Regions from separate parts of the Homo sapiens genome. Here region 2 is linked to region 1. Evidence: read pairs that join two places in POLR2A ChIA-PET (ENCODE). Cell type or tissue: A673. All regions are shown on one strand. Each heading gives the region's core, and the rest is flanking DNA. Links, peaks and the distances in the headings are about the cores only.

Region 1 (9,948 bases), core at 1,332-9,331:
TGCTTCAACAGTCTCTTGAGAAAGTCTGAGTGAATTTCTGTTCTCCGCTCACAACTCAACTGGGACTAAAGCATTGACCCTAGAGGGGAGTAAAAATTCTCAAATTCTTCCCAAGGTTTGGTTTTCTCACTTGTAAAAAAAATGATGGACCAGGAGCTCAAAATTTCTTGCTTCCATGGAAGTATAAGAACTCCCAATGTATCATGCCCGGTGCCAGGAAGTAAGCAAAGACTCAGAGAAGAAAGGTGAGGCAGGAAAAATTTTGTTGACTCATCTCCCCACTTCTTCCCCTGGCCTGCAGTCCTAAGAAGAAACAATCCTAGGAAGTTGGATGCAGCTTTGCTCAACACACAAATCAGAGTGACCAGGACCCTGATGTCACCACGCTGCCAGAAATTATGCCTGCTGGAGAGGGAAGCCAATGCAGTATTTGAGGCAAATGAATGTCCTAAAGAGGAGGCGCCTTATGCACTTTTGCTTATGTCAAGGGTAGAGGGGTTTCCAAAGACAAAGTAACAATGGCGGCTGCATGCCCTGGTATGGCTTGCTGGGTGGCAAAGCTACCAAAGCTATGAATCTTCCTGCTCTATGTGTCCCTGTATATCAATGGAGAAAAAGAGTCCTCTTCTGGTCTGGCCCTAGGCCCACTGGTTGATCACAAATGCTTTCCTTAAAGCTATTCAAGTCTCACTTTGGGTTTGACTCCTGTTCTCTGGAACAGGTTTGTCCTCAGTCCTAGGTACACATCACCTTCCTCAGACCCTCTCAGCTGTTTCTTGTCCCTAAGTTCAATGGATCAATGAACAACATGAATTCCCATTAGCTGGAAGGAGGGATGCAGAGACAACCTTCCCCACAGATGTTCCAGGGAGCTCTACAGCCATCTCACCCAGCCTGCATCTCGCCTCAACCTACAGCATTGCCAACTTGGACTTCTACCCTTCCCACCTGGGATGGGCCCATTCTCAGCCTCCCTGCATGACCTCTGTTGAGGGGAGAGATCTTAGCTCTTGGACTCTAAGGCAATTACTTAGCCTCTTAGCCTATTACTTCAGCCACAAATTGGTTAAACTCCCTTCTACTGCATGGTGTTGTTCCATGATATCCCAAAAGAATGATGTATGTGAAGCATGTGGCCTGCCACCTGGTGTTTACTGACTCAGAATCACCTTCCATGCACATCTCTCTTTAGACCAATGAGAGCACAGAGGGGCTCTGATGAGCAGGCAGAGCCAGAGGTGGCTGGGTCCCCCTGTGGACACTCTACTTGAGGCACTCCCAGCCAAGTGAGAGGGGACAAAGGCAGAGTCCTGGCACCCTGTGGGCAAGGCAAGGCCCAGGGAGGTGGGGATGGTGCTGGCTGGGGCCATTGCCCAACAACGCAAATGGAAATGCCTCAACACACCCACTGTGTCCCAAGGTCAAAGGCTTCACAATTGGGTCTTTGTTCCTGAGTTCAAAAGCCTCACTCACCACTCCTTCAGGTTGCACAAGACGCCTCCTCTCCCCCACCGTCAGGCCTCCAGCTTCCCTGAACTGGGAAGCGACCATCCCAGAGATCTGCAGCTTGGCCCTCTTCCTTTCTCCCCTCCACCCACTTCATTTCTCTGGTTAGGCTGGATGTATACTCCAGGCCTCCTAGTAGATAGCAACAGACGGGTTTGAATAGGTAGGCACAGCACTGCAGGTCCTGTGCAAATATCTGCAGCTGAGCAGCTGTCTCTACCAACGGTAAAGATACGAAACTCCCAGAAGTAGAAAAGCCATGTTCAGGGAAACTCTTTCTACCCGACACCTTGAGTCCCACCAAGTTTCCCAGCCTTGGAGTTCAGACCTGAGAGAGAGCTCAGGGAGGTCATTTGCTCCAGCCCCTGCTTCCAACCAGCCACAAGGTCATCTCCATTTTATGGAAGGAATAACTGAAGCCCAGAGAAGTTAAGGGACATGAAGCCCCCCAGCAGGCAGTGGCAGGTAGAATGCGGCTTCTAAGAACAGCAGCTCCCTCACACAGTCTGCGTGCCAGACTGGCCTGCTCTGGCCACGGGTGGCCGTGGGGAGCTGGGGTGCCTGGGCCACCTCTAACAGCCATCAGCAGCTCCTCAGGAGAGCAGGCATCTCCCCCTTTGTCAAGGCTCCTTCCCCCAATCCTAGGACTCCAGTGTCCCAGGGTCCTGTAGATGGGATAGGAGGGGAGAGGGCGCACATGCCCTGGGAATCCTGGAGTCTTCCAGCAGGATGACTTCCTCTTGTGTGCTCTCATCTTCAGCCATCCTGGCCAGTGGCTGGCAGCCCCCAAAGACATGGGGGCTCACTACCTCCTGCTGCTCAAGGGTTAAACGGCTATGGTGTGACAGGCAGGCGTGGTGGGAGAACCATTGGTTTGCTCAGAACTTCCCTAGCCAGAAGTTCTGAGAAGAACCAACCACCTTTCCTGATGCAAGCTCTACAACAAACATCTCCCTCGCCTGAGGTCTCCCATGTCACCATTAGAGATCCATTGCTTTGGGTCTTCAGGTACTGGGGGTTTCCAGAGCCAGACCCCCATGACATTGCTAGCTTACTTTGCGGGCAGGGACGTGGCACCATGAGCATGACAAAGGCTGAGGACAAAGCTGCCCAGGGAGGAGCCCAGTGTGGGCACCTGGGACGAAAGGTTGAGGCCTCACAGCAGGGACATGGCTCTGCCAGGGAGGACTGTCACTGCTGACCACCTTGGTGATGACTCCAGGCACAAGGGCAGACACAGTCTGACCTGAGAGGGGAGCAGGCACTTCGAAGACCTCAGAGCAGGAGGGCCACAAGTCAGACCCTATACGCATATCACAGCCCTGTTCTCTGGAGCCACTGGTGGCAGGAGCCTGCACCCACCTCCCCCAGGAGGCCCACTGGGATTTCCTTAGCATCTCCACAGCTCCTGGCCACCAGGAGGCACAGGGTTCTGCTTTGGATCTCAGGAGACTCCCTTCCCCGCAACCTCCCTGTGTCTCGATTCCTGTCTCTACGGAGCAGGCACTGCTGTCCTATGCTTTGCCTTTCCTTTCCGGGTTTAAACACTGGCAAGGCATAGAGTGGGACTAGGAGAGGAGAACAGGCTCCTCCCCTCTGGAAGTATCCACCAAACACCACTCAGAGAGGCTCTGAGCACAGGGGCCTTCCCTGCAGCAAACCGAAACTGAAACAAAACACCCCAGAAACCCATGCAAGCCCTGGGAGGCTGTGGGCTGATGGATGTCCTGGGCTCGAGTCCCAGCCCTGGCCCTGTTGGGGGCCGAACAAGCCTGGACTGACAGGCTTGGGCTCTCCTCTCTTCACCTGCCATGACTCCTGCTGCCAGGGACACCAAGGTACCTTTGCCCCCTCCGTGGCACCCTGAGAACCAGCTGCCCCGGGCAGCTGTCAGTACGGCCCCTGTCAGTGCCGGACCTTGCCTGGCCCAGGCCTGGCTGCATCCCCCTCACTGCGCTTGCTTTCCAGGTCCTGGGGCCTCCAGCTCGGCAGGGGGCAGTCAGATCCCCAACCAGACCCCAACCAACGCCCGCAGGCCTGGCCCTTCCACAAACTTGCCAGCGACCCGGGGACCCTGGACCCCATGGTGACAGCAGGGCCTGCCTTCCCCACCAGCTGGCTGGGCTGTCCTGCCTGGACCCTGGACCCTGGCTCAGAACGTGGTTGTTGCTGGGCATCCCTGAGCTGAGAGCACCCTGCCCCACGGGCCTCCGAGGGCACGGGGACCCCAGCAGGGCTGGCCATTTATTCCCGCGCTGTGCCTGAAACGTGCAATTAACACAGGCTGGTTAATTACCCCGAGCAAGGAGACATTCTTCCACCACCAGGCAAACTGCTGGCCTGCAGCCCAAACCAACAGGGGGAAACTTCAGCCGCCTCGGCCCTCTCTCTGCCAGATGGAAATAACGTATAGCTGCAGCGGTGGGGGAGGAGGGAGGAACAAAAACCAGCTCGGCCCGGGGGCCAGACCGGAACCCCAGTGGACGGCCATTGGCCAGGGCACTCACCGCTCTCGTTCTTCTCGATGACATCCACCACCTCCCCGGCCTGGAGGCTCAGCTCCGAGTTCTCCTGCTTCTTATAGTTGGACACCACCACGTACTGTTCCAGGATCATGGGCTCGGCGGTGGCGTCGGCACCTGGCGAGGGCAGAAAGCACGCGGTGAGCCAGCGGCCAGCCATGGCCCCGCGGCCAGGGCGCCCCCTGTCCATCGGCCTCCTCGGGGGTGGCTGCTCTGTCGCCAGCGCCGCTCCCAGGGGCAGCCCGCAGCCGGGGCTCGCAGCTCACAGGGCGCCAAGGACAGGCCATATAGCAAGGCCCCAGACCGGCCCGCTGCACCGCGGGGTCCGGGGGACATGGGGAGCCAGGGGGCCGGGGAGGGGACGGGCAGGAGGAGGAGGAAAGAGAGAGGCAGAGCGGAGGCGGAGGCCAAGGAAGCTCAGAAAGAAGCCTTGTGCTGCGATGAGTTAGTCACAGCCCGGCATGAGGGAGCCTGCGGGGAGGCCTGGGGCCGACGGGGTCTCTCCGGCCTCCCTCTCGGGCCGGCAGGGGCATCGGGGAGGGCGGCGAGCCAGCGGGTGGGCGGCCCATGAGGGCTGAGGCCAGAGGCAAAGGAAAGGCAAGCAGGAGGCTCCAGCCTCTGCCCCCAACCCCTGCAAACCCGAGAGAAAAGGCAGCCCTGCTCCCTCGGGCGGGAGAGGGAGAGGAGAGAGCGGGAGAGAGCTTCTCCACGGCCCAGGCCCAGGCGAGGAGTCAAGAGGGTTTGAGGCCGCCAATCACTGGGGTTTACTCGCAACCCTTAAATAGAAACACATGAGACCCGTCGAATGAGGAGCCGGGGGTGGAGGCAGGGGAGGGGGAGGAGGCCTAGACTGTTTACTTGAAACCCAAGAAGAAAGTCCCCGCGCCAGCGGCTGGCGAGCCCAGCCCGCCCCCCGCCAACTTTTCCTCAAGTTCGCTCCGTTCCTGCCCCTCGGGCTCACCCAGGCGCTGCCACCGAGCCCAGGCCGGGTACAGTCGGACCAGCCTCAGGCCTGCCCCCAGCCCTGCTTCCAGAGAGGGCCCTCTGGCTGCAGAGACTGACTCAGTTTCTCTCTGCCTTTCAGTGCCGGGGCTTGTGGTCAGGCCCCGGCAGTTTGAGGGGCTTGAGGGGTCAAAAGCTGGGTGCAGCAGAGGGAGGGCAGGTGGACTCCCAGGAGCAAGCAGCTTCTCTGTCCTCCTCAGCCACTGGACCAGCACGACATTTGCTAAGCAGGCACCAGGCAGGAAGGCAGACAGGCTGGGTGCCCTTTTAGCTTCCTAGCTGAGTGGCACTGGATGCTGCTTAAACCTCTGCACTTCAACTCTTCCCATCACCATTATTGGCGGGGGGGGGGGCGGGGGGGGATAAGACACTTAAAATATGATGTGCTTTTTTTTTTTTTTTTTTTTTTTTGAGACGGAGTCTCGCTCTGTCGCCCAGGCCGGACTGCGGACTGCAGTGGCGCAATCTCAGCTCACTGCAAGCTCCGCTTCCCGGGTTCACGCCATTCTCCTGCCTCAGCCTCCCGAGTAGCTGGGACTACAGGCGCCCGCCACCGCGCCCGGCTAATTTTTTGTATTTTTAGTAGAGACGGGGTTTCACCTTGTTAGCCAGGATGGTCTCGATCTCCTGACCTCATGATCCACCCGCCTCGGCCTCCCAAAGTGCTGGGATTACAGGCGTGAGCCACCGCGCCCGGCCTATGATGTGCTTTTAGCTAGGAGTGAAAAGGATCCACTAGCCAGAAATGGACTAGTCACCTCCTACAGGAAGCCTTCTCAGACCACCCCCAGCCCAAAGGGAATTCCTAGTATACTTTTGTTTTTTTTGAGACAGGGTCTTTGTTGCCCAGGCTGGAATGCAGTGGTGCAATCATGGCTTACTGCAGCCTTGACCTCCTGGATTCAAGCAATCCTCCCACCTCAGCCTCCCATGTAGCTGGGACCAAAGGCACACACCACCATACCCGGCTAATTTTTTTATGTTTTGTAGAGCTGAGGTCTCACTTTGTTGCCCAGGCTGGTCTTGAACTCCTGGGCTCAAGTGATCCTCCCGCCTCAGTCTCTCAAAGTGCTGGGATTATAGGCATAGGCCACTGCGACTGGCATAAACTATATGTCTGCCAATCTCCTTGAAGGCTAGGGGGCTTCATGTCACTAGCCTGGCTACAAAAATTGCTGAGGGTCTCCAAGTTCCACACAGCCCCCTTGGTGCCTCAGCCTATAGCCACATTCCCCACACGCCTGAGTTTGACTTGGCAAATGTGATGTGCCAGGCACATTAACCGCCCCATTTCATGCCCACAACATCCCCCTTATCTTCCATTTCACAAAAGACTAACCAGAGGCCCCTCTACAGCAGGCAAGAGACGACTCTAGCTCCCACAGCTGCTATGAAGAGCATCACATTCATTCAGTATGATTTTGTTCAGGCCCAAGCCCATCTGTCTTTCCATTGCAGAATAACTGCCTCTGATTTGTTTCCATCAGTCTGGTTCTTCTAGCACAGTAATCCTCAACTTGGAAGCACAGAATCACCCAGGGAGCTTTTTAAAAGTACTGATGCTGGGCTCCAGAGAGACAGGTTTCTTTGGTCTGGGACTCAGGCATGAGTAGTTTTTGGACATCCCCCCTGTGTCCCTATGGTGCTTGTGTGCACCCAGGTGCAAGAAGCACTACTTAGATCTTTGGGTCCTTCTGTAGGGGGAGGCTCCCTCCAACCTAGGGCAGACGGCAATGGCCACAGAACTCTAGGAAATCCCAAAGGGAGGCCTCCTTCCAGGGAAAGAAACCCACTGCCCCCCGGCAGTTTTCTCCCATGAGGTGTGGGCCCTGCAGGCCCATCTCAGCCCTTTGGAGAAGCAGAAGGGACCCTGCACAGCTGAGTGTGCCACATACATTCGCACGTGCACAGTCCCGAGCAGCCCTGCTAAAGCCGGGATTGTATTTCAGGCAGAAATGCAACCAACAGCCGGGCAGTAGGGCCTGCCCCGCCTCTGTACTTAGGCATGCCAGCTTCTGTGCCTGCCCCTGCCAGCTGGGCAGAGGCAGCGCCGGGTGCTGCGCTGACGGACTACCTCCCACTGTGCCCCTAGGGGAACAGCAGTGCCTGTTCCATGCCTGGAGCCTCTGTGGCCAACAGCACTTCTTAAGCGCACCCGGCACAAAAAGGGCCATCCCTGCCCTACGAGAAATGGGGCCTCCTTTCCCAGTGTGGGGGCACTGGATGAGAAGAGTGGGAAAGAAAGGCTCCAGCAACAAACAAGAATAGAGAGTTCTGTGGCAGGTTAGAGAGCCCGCAAGGCCTGAGTATGGCCAGATCATAGCAATAGTGACAGCAAGCCTTCATCAGTGCTGACTTGGAGGCATCCAACAGCATCGAGCTGCCTCGTCCAATCCTCAGAGCAACCCCATGCAGTAGGTCCTGTGATGGCCCCGTTTCACGCATGGGCAAAGCAAGCCTCATGAGGGTAAGTGAATTCTCTAAGGTCACACAGCTGGGATTGAACCCAAGCCCACCTGACACCACTGCCTATGATCTTAACTTCTGCACTGTATGTGGCCTATAATGGGCCACCGGCGCCTGGTCCCTAGGGAAGGGCCCATTACATCCCAGGTACCTGGGACACAGCGGCTGCTTAATAAAGACTAGAGTATGGGTTTCTTTCTCTCTCTTTTTTTTTTTTTTGAGACGGAGTCTTGCTCTGTCGCCCAGGTTGGAGTGCAGTGGCAAAATCTCGGCTCACTGCAACCTCCGCCCCCCAGGTTCAAGCAATTCTCCAGCCTCAGCCTCCCGAGTAGCTGGGATTACAGGTGCCCACCACCATACCTGGCTAAATTTTTTTTTGTATTTTTTAGTAGAGATGGAGTTTCACCATGTTGGCTAGGCTGGCCTTGAACTCCTGACCTTAAGTGATCTGCCCGCCTTGGCCTCCCAAAGTGCTGGGATTATAGGCATAAGCCACCACGCCTGGCCTAGAGTATGGGTTTCTAGTTGACTCTTGCCACCTCTACTGACCAGACCACAGTGCCTGTTAGGTGGCAGGCACTCAATAAGTGTGAAATGAACCAGTGAAACGCGTGAACTGGCAGAAAGATGAACAGAGGGACTCATTGGTTTGTGGTGTCAATATGAATACCTTGACTCTGATATGGGAATATGGGAAAATGAGCCAAACTCGAAGGGAGAAAGGGGAGATGGGGAAACTGAGGTAAGGAGGAGAAAGAAGCCCCAGCTTTGTGGCCAGAAGATGCCTGGAGGACGAGCAGGAGGTGCTGGGGAGTGGACAGACATCAGCTCATTTTAATCCAAGCCAAGAAAATCTGAGGCAGGGTTTCAAAGCAGAGTTAAATCCACACCCCCACACCCCTTCCCCCCACCACTTTCCTGGAAAATTGGCCTGACCTTCCTGAAGGCTGACTCTCTGGGACACAGGTAGAAAAGTTAAGGAAATATTCTCTAGGCATTGGAAAGCACAGACAGGCTATGGCCTCTCTCAGGAGCTGCTCCAAAGGCTGTGGGATGGACACACGGACACTCTGTCCTTCTGGCTGCCCTTCCCTCCCGTTGCACAGGCAGGCTCCCAGCTCTTCCCTCTGGCAGCTGCCTCTTAGGGTGTTCCCTGGCCAGGGCAGCCGGGCGGGCGGGAGCTGCGAGCAGGTATCCAGATGAGAAACCACTTGCAGGCCAGGCAGGCAGTGGGCGGTGATGTCATCCCACAGAGGCCACTCTGGATCCCCTCTCAGCCAAGGCCTGCAGAACTAGGGGCTGGAGGAGTCTGCCTGAGTGGGGAGGGGGCAGTGGAGGGAGCCTGGTGTCTTTAGATGAGGAGTGCTTGGCAGGAGCATGGAGAAGGGGTGTACCTCTTCTAGACAGCAGAGCCTCTCCTGGGTTGGAAGGGGCCTTTGCATGAGTCTGATCCAGAGATGGACCCTTGTGCTTTATTACAGAGCCCCTGGCTGGACCTGCTGGGGTCCCAGGGGTCCCCTGGACCCCTGCCCCACCCTTGCCTCACATCTGCATTCCTTCAACTACCACCTGGATGGAACCCTGGCTGCCAACTTAAACTTCTCAACTGGGCTTTTGCCAAGTCAGTCCCATGCTCCAACGCCTTCCACGGCTCCCTCTTGCCTATAAAGGACAAATTCAAGCCCAGTCTTTCTTGCCAATCTGAGCTCCCCAAGTTCCTTGATCCCCGTCCCCCACACCACCATTCAATACATCATTCATGATTCAACACATGTATCGAGCACCCACTAGGCGCCAACACCCAACACCACTGCTCCATGCAGCTTCTTACTTTCCAAGTCTGTGCTCTAGCTGCTGCCCCCTGCTGGAATGCTTTCCCTTCTCTCTACCAATCCCAGTTTCCCAATTCTCCCCAAGCATCTCTGTCCTCCAGGAGGCTCCTGATCACTCTTGTTCCCTCTTTTCTGTTCCCTCCTGGACTTTATGTTGGGCATTGCTCCCCAACCAAAGTATGTGCCTTGGACAAGAGTCTCTCGACACTCCAGGACTGGTGCCTCAGGACATGACATGGGACATAGTAATTACCTGAAATTCATGATGGAAATGCTTAGAATTAGAGTCCAAAGGTCTGAGGTCCAGTCCTGCTTTGCCCTTACTAGCTCTGAGATCCTGGGGAGGACACGTAACCTCTCTTGAGCTTTAGTGTCATCTGGAAACAGGAACAATAGCAGTTCCTACCTCATGGGAATTGTTCTGAGCACGGAATGAAGTGACGGGGCTTCAAGTCCTATGGAAATCATAGATGGTCATTTTAAAGCAAGTGGAGGGAATGGGAGATCTGAGGAGCAGCAAAGCTGTTGGTTCCTTCGTGGGCTCACCAGCAGGCAGCTCGGTGCCAGGGCTGCAGGTGCCAGGAGAAGGGTGGGGAAGGGAGGCCGGGGGCTGTGTCCCT
Region 2 (9,948 bases), core at 589-8,588, 85 kb before region 1:
ATCCTTCCCACCTGGCTCTCCTTGTGCACAGGCACTCAAGTGCATGTGCGCACACATAGACTCTGGGTACAAATCAGGCCATCGGCAAACTGGCTTTGTCTCCAGGCAGAGGCTATGCAAGCCTCAGCTTCCTCAGCTGTGAAATGGGTTGGTGGGAAGATTAAGTTCCATCAGGGAGGCTGTGAGTAAAGTGCCCAGCACAGTCTCGGGTACCAAGTATATGCTCAAGCAACACTTTTTCCTTCGTCTCCCATCTCTACCCGCCTCTCCCTGCAGAGAAAGAGGCCATGAAGGTGGTTGAAAACCTTTTTTTTTTTTCCCTTTCTGACTTCAGAGCCTAGAAACAGTGAAGTTCTTCTGTCCACAACACTTTTGAGCAAAAAGTCAGTGATAGTAAAAACAAAGAAATGAGTCAGAAGCCTGTTTGTTGAGTTCCAAACATCAGGAAGCTGTTTTTATTAGCTAGTAGTTTGGGAACTTTCTGTTTTTCACCTCAACAAAAGTGTTTCTGCACTCACAATGACATGTTAAGAGCCTGGAACTGGGCAGTTCTGGGTCTCAGCGACTGAAGAAGGGAGCCCAGGTGCTTTGCATTTTCTCTGTAAAAGGGGTGTGCCTGCAGCCGGGGGCAGAAAGGGCAGCGTTCATGTCCCTGAGCTACAGAGACCGGCAGATCCTAGCCTCACGCTGTACTAGTTGTGGGGCCTCAGTTTCTTCATCTGTAACGTGGGGCTAAATGCTTTCTCGGGGTTCTTTGAGGAGCAGCTGATGCACAGTAGGGGGTCAGTGGCTGTCATTTGTCCCCACCCATTCTGGGGAGGACAGTTCTTCACTCAGGGCTCAAGTGAATGCCTTGGTGCTGCTCTGGTATCCTCAGGGCCCCACACTTCAAGGCACTGGAGTCCCAGCGCTTGAGTTTGAGCTCTAACCTGACCACTTCTGCCTGAGCCTCAGGCTTCCCACCTGTATAATGGTTGTGAAGGCTTTGACTTAGCCCAGGACTTAACCACATGGTGGAAGACAAAGTCTCTGCTCCTGAGAAAGCCACAGTCTTGTTGAGGGGTGGGCAGGTGAGGGCAGTGGGGCAACATTCTTGCTTTTCCCTAAGCAAAAAGTGGCCTCCCTCACAGTCCCCACTCTGGCTTCAAGGCCAGTCCCAAAGCCCCCTCCCTCCCTGAAACCTTCCTGGGCGGAATTCTTCTCTCCATCTTTGTGTGCCACCAAGTGGTGCTGGTGCTTCTCTCAGTACTGAGCATCGCAGAGCCTTGGTCCGTCCATACGTCCACTTCCCTGCAAGATGGGGAAGAATCCACGTCTCACTCAGTCGGGCTGCTCTCCAGAGTGGAGGCTTCTGCCTGACCTGCAGAGGACGTGGAGGAATATTTGCAGGGTAGGTAGGGGAGAGTAGTCAGGGGCAGGGTGGGGGACGAATGGGAGGGCAGATGCGTTGTTAGATGAAGAAAACGGCAGGTGGGTGGGGGCCAAGGGCAACCCAGCCCTGCCCACAGATAACCCAGGCTCATTGGGAAGTTAGGGAGATGAAGCAAACACTCCAGACGATGCAAGCGCTCAGGGCACAACCCAAGAGAAGCCAGTAAATCACTAACCGCTGTGGTCATGGGATGCCTTCCATCTGCCGAGATGGTTTCTATCCAGTTATCTCATTTAACCCCTCTGAAGCAGGCCCCACAGGGAGTGTTTTTTATCCCCATTTGGCAGGGAGATAACTGAGGCCCACGCAAGGCCTGGCTTGCCCATGTAGGGATGTGGCAGAGCTGGGACTTGAACTGGGTGTTCTGATGCCAAAAGCAACACCTTTCCCATTACCCTCCAGCTGGTTTAAACATAAAAGGAGGCAGGAAGTCAGAGGAGGCTGAGGTCAGTGGGGGAGGATGGAGGCCAGGAGGGCTTCTTGGAAGAGAAGACTTGGGCTGGGCCTACAAGTTCCAGGAGGGCCCTGGCACATGGGAATGAAGTGGAACACGACAGACGGGCTTCCCACCCTCAGGGGCTGAGGAGGGCTTGGAGAATAATCTGAAGGGCCCATCCTGGGCCAGAGCCCAGGTGGCCTGACCTGGTCCAGCCCCATCCCCCCTGTGACTATAAATGGGTTTGCACGCAGTGTTTTCAGTTGCATTTGGAGTTCCTGACAGGCTCCTCTCTGCACACCCGATAAGGCTAAGGCCCCAGCGGATTCCGTCCCAGCCGTAAATCACCATAATCCCTGGGTATTTTCAAACACTGATTATGGCCCCTAAATTCAATTGGCAGATTGAGATATCCCTTCATTTATTCTTCCTGAATTTTTTTTTTTTTTGGTAAAGAGAGAGAGGGAGACACAGAGATTCATCCAGAGATCTCCTGAGGTGGGCGTGATCTCTCCACCTTCGTTCACTGCCTGTCCTCTGAGATACTCCCCTCTACCCCAGGTAGCCTCAGGATCAGCTTCCTTCCCTGCCTTCTCTTTCCTCTCCGCCCCACTTCCCGCCCCTCCCTCTCTCCATCACCTGCACCTTTACTGCACCTGTATCTTTCTGGGCTTTTCTCTCTCCCTTGACCTAGATCCTCTCACCCTTCTTGCTTTCCCTGGTCTTGGTGTCCTTCTCCCCGCTGCTGTCTCTCTTCTGAAGAAAGTCGCTGTCCATCTTGGTGGCTCTGAGGCTGGGCCAGTCTTTCCTGGGGTGACTGTCCCCCAAACCAATGTCTGATCTTTGGGGATTTTCTGCCAGGCCTGCCCCTGCCCCCTTTGTCTGAAGCCTGTGGTCAAAGCCCTCCCAATCTTACCTGCTCTGTGTTTGTTCCTTAGACCAGAGGCTTCCCAGGGTAGCTGGCACATAGTAGGTAAGCAGGTCAGGCCATGGATGGGTTGTGTCCCCAGACAGAGTGGAGGCAGGGGCTGGTGTCTCTCCCCAGTGGACGGTCCTCCCTGCCCTGGCCAGAATCCAAGCCCACAATGGTGCCCATGCCATGGCCCCAGCAGGCCCTCCTCCCTGTTATGGTGCCCATGCCACAGCCCCAGCAGGCCCTCCTCCCTGTTATGCTGGAGTTCTGCAGATCACCTCTTTCTTTGGGGCGCCCTGGCCCAAGCCCAGGCTGGTATCGTCAAGAATAACAGCTTCCTTCCTCCAGGGAGAAGGACCCGCCAGCAACTAAATAAACACAGGTTTTATGGGGTGATTAATACATGGAAAAAGAAGCTCCTATCCCAGTATCTCAAGGTCTCCTTGCTCCTCTCAGAAATGTCAATTCAGGAAGAGCAGCTGTGAGTCCCAGCAGGACTTGGCTGGCGGGCCAAGAGCCCACTTACAGGGTGCTCCAGAGCATCCCTTGGTGCCTACCACTGCCTAGGCACTAAGCGGGGGCAGGTGGGAGACAGAAGAATCAAAAACCCAGCCCCTCTCCTGGAATAATGTTTTCCCTGGGGGACACATCATATAACTGATGCAAGGTGGCCCAAGTTCAATTCTGCAATCAAGTGTGACCTGAAGAGTAAAACTGTGTGTATGTGTGGGAGGGGAGTGCAGCTAGAGAGCAATCCAGGAGGACTTCCTGTAGGAGACAAGTTTTAAGTCAGGAACTAAGTGAGGTGAAAAGAATGGATTGGTTGAGGAACAATTTAGGTCAGACAGGGGGGTGTCCACAGGTGCAGAGGTGGGGAATTGGCGGTCAGTAGGGGAGCAGATCCAGGAGGGGAAGGAATGAGGTAGAAAGGTAGTGGGTGACTTGTGGAGGTGAGGGGTGTGCACAGGTGTGGGTATGTGTATGCATCACAGGGGAGAGAGCCATGAGAGCTGAAAGCTTCCAGCAGCTTTTGTGCTGTCAAGTTGTTCAGTAAGAGGGACTGGCTGGTTGACAGTGGAGAAGTATGAGACCCAGAGATGGGGAGAGGCCTGCCCAAACTCTCCCAGCTGCTCATCAGCCAGGCCAGGCCTGGAACCCAGATCTCTCAGGCTGATCTGGGAGTAAGGTCAGAGGGAGGAGGCTATCAACACATCTAAATGGTGGGGCTGGGTCCGGGAGGGTTCTAGGAGGGGATGAGGTGGGGGCTCCCGAGGGCTTATGCATTCTATTCCATCCCTTGCCATGCACAGGTTCCCAGGTCTTGGTAAAAGACCCACGCCTGCCTACTGAGGAGAGAGCTGTATGGAGACTCTCAGGATGGGCTTCCAAGGGTCATGTGCTGCTGGGTGGGTTCTCCAGGCCCCCTGGAGATAGGGGCCTAGGTCAGGTCCCCTATCCAGGGTGTGCCTCAGCTTGGAGGTGCTGAGCATGAGTGATCCCCAGCCGAGGACCACACTGCCATCTGGGCCTTCTGCTTCCCAGGCTAAACCAATATTTACCCTCAGCTGTGGCTGCTAGGGGCCAAGAGGCAAATATTAGTTTAAGGAGCCTGAGCCAGCTGTTGGGCTGGGGGAAACAGCTGAGGCTGCCGATCATGATTTCTTCCTCTTTGATGATTTTCATTTCTTTTTGATTAAGAAAAAAATCTTGCTTTTCCTTCTGCTTCAGAGGGTTTTCTGGTGCTTCCTTTCTGCTTACCCCAAATTCTGCCAGCTATATCAGTGCCCCACACCAAACCCTCCCCTCCATTAGGAAGCTTTCCCAGACCTCCCTCATTCAAAATGACCCTTCCTCCTCCTGACCATCGGAAGCACTTGGAGACCTAAGTGGTATAAGCAGCTTTGAGTCATGTATTGTCCTGCTCTTTAAAGATCCAGCATATATCCTCTTTGTATATAAAGGAAGGTATTATTGTGCCCATTTTGTAGATAAGGAACAGAGGCTGAGAGAGGTCTGATAACCTGCCCAAGGTCACACAGCTGGCAGTTGGTGGAGCTGGGATTTGAACCCAGGAGCTTGGGCTACATTACCTTCCAGCTTCTCTAGATGTGAGTCCATCTGATCTCCCTATTAGGTCTGGATACCCGACAAGAGCGGGGACAGTGGCCCTCCTGTGCCTTCCAGAGTCGAGCTTACAAGAGCTCAAGGCATCAAGGATCAACTGCACATGTTGGGCACAGATAGGCCACCAGGGCCCCAGCAGTGCTGGTACAAGGAAGAGGGGCAGTGCAGCGCCCAGGATGCCAGATTCAGTGGGGAAGGTCGGTCTGCCTGCCTTATAGTTCCCCGGAGGCTCCCGAGGGCTTTGTCTGGTTCAGTTATTCCTGTGCACTCTAGTTTTCTACCACAATGAATATATATCAAGTTGAACCATATGTAATCACCAGTATTGGACTGTTTTTAACTTACAAGAAAGGCAATCTCATGTTTGCCCCTAGCATCTCTTGGGCCCAAGAGATTGTACTGGGGCCTTGGAGAGAGTGGTGGGGCTCAGGGTGGGGTGTATGTGGAGGGAGGAGCTCGGGCCTTGCAGTATTGGGGACAATGCCTTCATTTAAGATGCAGGAGACCCACTGAATCAAGGCTTGACTTGGCCACTCATTAGCTCTGGGCAGTTCTCAGCTTCTCTGTGCTTCAGCCTCCTCATTATTTGGGCATAATTATACACACCCCACTTACCTCACAGATGTGGAAAGGCATTTACACAAATGAGAAGGGCTTTTGTCTTTAGGTTAAAAAGGAATACCTAATTTAAAGACACCGCCCTCCACGGCCAAAAAAGCCAACCCCTCAAACCAGCTCTTCAACTAGAAGAGGGAGCCTTGAACCCAGGTCTCTGTATCGGGCTGAAAGGAAAACCATGCAATCGAAATTGCTCCTTGGAACAAGATCTGTGCTTCTCCAGCTGGGTTCCTTGGAACACTGGGGTTCCACAGAGGTGTCTTGGAGGCTGCAGAGAAGGCCAGAGAGAGGGTGAGGGGATAGGTGCTAGGTCCACCTCCTAGACTTCAGCCAGAACTTGGGGTTCTGTTGGACAAAAGGATTCCACTGCTTTTTAAAAAAGTTTGAGACCCACTAGACCAGATGATTCTATAAATCTATGAGATCCCGTGGCTTGAAGATTCTCTGAATCTTAAAGTCTGTGACTGTGAGTGATTTTAGGATGTTCTGCCCTTCCCTCTGTGAGCCCCAGAAAGCATGTTTGTTTCTCCTAAATTTCCCATGGTTGGGTTTAAAGGGAGAGGGTGGAGGTGGGTGCTGGGAGGGGTGGAGAACCCCCTTGCCTGTCTAAGCCAGGCACCCGCACTTCCCGGCTCCCTCCCATGCCCCGTGCCAGATGCGGACCAGCAGGAGGATGTTTGTGGAGACAGTAAAGGGCTGGCAGCGCCTCCCAAACAGGGGCCAGCAGATACCTGCTAGCAAGCCAGGCGGCTGCAGGCTGACCTGTGGTTACAGATTAGCCAGTGCTCCGGATGTGAGAACGTCAACAAATGGGACTCTCAGGCTGACGGCAAGCTCTGCCTCAAAGGAGGCCCCGGCCTGCCCTGAGGTCCCCCACGCCCAGGTCCTGCCTTGGTTACCCTGCACTGCTGGCAGCGTATGGCAGGGCCGGGTGGCTTTCTGGGCAACAGCAAGCCCTGGGGCCCTCCTCAGTCTGTCTCCTCCCGCTCCCACTCCTGCTCTTCACCAGGTGTTTGCTAACAGTTTTCTCACCTGTCAACCCAAACCCTCCTGTGTTTCAGCTCAGGTCAACTCCTGTGTCGTCCAGAATACCTTCCCTAGCCCACTCTGAAACAGGAAGGGGACTTCAGCCTTAGTTGGGGATCTTGATCCTAAAGGGGTTATTTACTGTAAAGGAGAGAAGACTCAGAGGGAGCCCCAAGGAGGGTATCTGGGATACATATGGATTCCCACCAGGAGAGTTTTTCTAAGTCATGGTTATTCCAAGGTGGGGAATAGGTAGCCTTGGGAGATGGTAAACTTCCTGACCCTAGGGCCATTCTAGCCTCTAGCTGAGAGATTGGCAGGGATAAATGGATTTCCTAGTACCTTAGTTCCTCGAAAGTCCTGTCTAATCCTAGATACTAAGACTCTGGTAACTGAATTGTATTCAAATATTTTCCTGACTTCGGGGCAGGCATGGTGGCTCACACCTGTAATCTCAGCACTTTGGGAGGCTGAGGCCAGCAGATCACTTGAGCTGAGGAGTTCGAAACCAGCCTGGGAAACCTAGTGAAACCCTGTCTCTACAAAAAATACAAAAATTAGCCAGGCGTGGTGGTGTGCACCTGTAGTCCCAGCCACTTTGGAGGCTGAGGCACAAGAATCGCTTGAACCTGGGAGGCAGAGGATGCAGTGAGTGAGCCTAGATCGTGCCACTGCACTCCAGCCTGGGGAACAGAGCGAGACCCCGTATCAAAAAATAATAATAATAAAAAAAACATGTCCTGCCTTTAAGCCTTGCCCCTTCCACTGACTCTTGGCTCCCAGGGCCCAGTTCCTGGCTCCTCCCTCTCCCAGACTCCCTGCCCAGGGCTGGGCACACAGTAGGTCAGTGAGTAGGGCCCCCAGCACCACCTAGAGGAGGGGAAACACATGGCCGGGACCTCCCTGCCCTGGCAGGGTCTGCTTATTTTTGCTCTGGCCCAGGGTGTTGGTAGAGCCACTGCCGGGCACCAGAACAGGCAAGAGCTGAAGACTGACAGGTTCTTTCCTGAATGATGGGACATGCAAGGGTAGTCAGCTTAGCGGCTTCTCCTCATGGCCTTGTGCCATCTCTGTTCCCATCATAAACACCTCCAAAGCAGGTGGGCACGTGTCCCGGCACCGATTATGTAACTTGTTGCTTCCGAATGTGGGGCCACCCCACTGCTTGGGGTGAGAGGTTGCCCATCTGGTTTTTCTAAGCCTTACCCATCAAGTGGTGCAGTCTTGGGCCGAGGTTGGTCCCATGGTGTTCTCCCATGGCTTGGGGCCCCAAACACTGCCCTGACCTCTAACTTGGTATCAGCTCACTCAACTGTGACCTTTGCCGTCCCTTCTGCGGAGGGTGTTCTAACCAGCTCCTGTGTCTCGAGTTTCATCTATTTCAGGGCTTCGACACAGCTGGGCTCACTGATGGGATGGTTATTTTGGAGCTGCTGGCTGCCTGCAGCTGCTCCTGACCCTGAGGGGTGGAGAGGGAGAGAAGACAGACTTGGGCTGGGCACTGGCCCTAGGGATTCGTTCCGTTTTTAGCTGTTTCCCAGCAGCTTTTGTCCCTCCCCTCCCAACTCTAGCAAGATTTCAAGCAAGGCTAAAGGGATCCTCTTCCTACCCCCTTCTCTTTGTACATCCTCCACTGTTTCTCCTTTCTTTCTTCTTTATCCTCTCACCTCTACATTTTAGCTGCTGCTTCTTGGTCTTTGGTGATTTCATTCAATGAGTATTTCCTGGGTACCCATCATGACTGATGTGAAATCCTGCATTAAGGTTCAAAAAGCCCATGGTCTGAGGACAGGTGTACCTGACTTTTAGTTGAGACTGTGCTCAAGCCAAGCAAATACTAATATCTGAAGTTATCGGGTAGCTTCTGGGTGCTGGGGGTGGTCCCACTTTACCTCGGATCTTTCCAACAACAACTCAGGGCAGGTATTATTACCCCTATTCTCTAGGTGAGAAATTTGAGGCTGGGAGGAAGGTTGCTTACCCAAAAGCCACCAGCCAAGTGCTGGATCAGACATTTAAACCTAGGCCTGATCCAGACCTGGATCACCCCAAAGCCCATGCACTTTCTTCTGAATCATGTGGCATTTCACATGCCAATAACAACGGCTTATATTAACCTAATGACTGTGCCAGGTCTCCTATTAGGTGCCCTGTGTACCTTACTCCTTTTCATCCTCACAGCGTCTCTTCTAAGGGGAGTATTAGATACAGATTTTATGTAAATCAGTAGATGCTGATTTCACTGCTGAAGAGGCCCCAAGAAGTTCAGCTATTTGTCCAGTCATATAGCCCTGTCATACAGGAAATGGCAGGGCCAGGATTTGAACCTAGACTGATGACTTCAAATTCATTGCACTTAACTGTGCTCCTGTCCTGCCTACTAGTATATGAATGTTGGTTACTGAAAAAAACCTAATGTACTTTTAGGTTGCATTATTAGAAGTATAGCATATATACCAAGGGAGGTGATGGCCACACTATGCCTTGAGCTGGTTGGTGCACATCTAGAGTACTGAGTCTGGTTTTGTTCATTATCTAAGAGGTGGGAAGGTGTGTGGGGACTCTGAGTATTCCCTGAGAATTGTCTTCAGTACTGGGCTGATAGGCAGCTCAGGAGGTAGTGGGTTAAATACAGGGAGGTAGATTTTGGTTTAAAAGAAGGAAATACTCTTTAAAGACAGATTAACTCCACAATGGAACAGGTTGCCTGGAAGTTAGTGAGCACCTGGTAGTGTGCATGTTTAAGTAGAAGGGGACTCCTGAAGGGGCAGAGAGACCAGGATAGCTTGCATCCAGCCCCATTAAGAGCTCTGTTCTGAGGGTCTGCCCAGCCCCAGGAGCTCTGGACTGATTGTCCTGAGGGGGTGGTGTGGGCCCTGTGACAGCTGTGTTCCTGGAGGCTCTGGCTGGACATCTCTGAGCGACCTGATTCCTCTTCTCCCTGCTGTTACTGCCCCTTCCCCTCTCTGTCTCCCACCCTCTGAAGTTCCCAAGGGTCAGTGCCTGGAATCCCAGAGGGGTGAGGGAGCAGGGACTGTTCCCCAGGGTCCAGGTCAGCCCACTGGCTTTCCCCCACTCTGCACCATTTGTCTCTCCTACCTCCCCCCTGCACAGGCCCTCCTGGCCTCTGCCTCTGCCTCTCTGCAGCCCCCCAGCCTCTATGCACCATCACTGTCACAGAGTCAATTCCCTGGAATAATCACATTTTCTGGCCGGCTCCCTCCTCCTCGCCAACACGATTCCAGGAAACCCCAATCAGCCAGGCCCCAGGAGGCTTCTCCAGAGCTTCAGGAGGCTTGGGGGGAAGGGCCCACACCCAGAGCTTTCTGGGGGCCAGACAACACAGTTCCTGGAAGGGGCAGTGAAAGGGTGAAAGAAAAGAGGGAGGTTTAGTGACCA

What was found. Peaks named below come from ENCODE experiments on the same cell type or tissue, not always from the same donor. Only the 100,000 strongest peaks of a DNase experiment are listed, where the experiment ranks them.
Region 2: POLR2A ChIA-PET joins it to region 1 with 10 read pairs; 9 of 35 experiments call an interaction of 5 or more read pairs at or near these places.

Annotation. Positions count from the first base shown.
Region 1 is chr10:103,656,970-103,666,917 of GRCh38, forward strand. It overlaps SH3PXD2A (SH3 and PX domains 2A), which reads right to left. Exons shown (of 15, transcript NM_001394015.1): 8 at 4,014-4,145. LOC124902495 (a long non-coding RNA gene) reads left to right here and starts at 3,191. Exons shown (of 2, transcript XR_007062276.1): 1 at 3,191-4,168; 2 at 8,978-9,182. RefSeq lists an enhancer at 810-1,311. In A673, for the core only: no CTCF peak of the experiment used is centred there; DNase peaks (open chromatin) are centred at 3,142, 4,822 and 7,072; H3K4me3 peaks cover 1,838 bases; H3K27ac peaks cover 3,656 bases.
Region 2 is chr10:103,572,687-103,582,634 of GRCh38, forward strand. All of the region lies in intron 3 of NEURL1 (neuralized E3 ubiquitin protein ligase 1), which reads left to right. LOC124902496 (a long non-coding RNA gene) reads right to left here. Exons shown (of 3, transcript XR_007062277.1): 2 at 9,753-9,898; 3 at 7,285-8,303. Among named protein-coding and RNA genes, the nearest start is that of NEURL1-AS1, 60 kb to the left of the region's middle. In A673, for the core only: no CTCF peak of the experiment used is centred there; no DNase peak of the experiment used is centred there.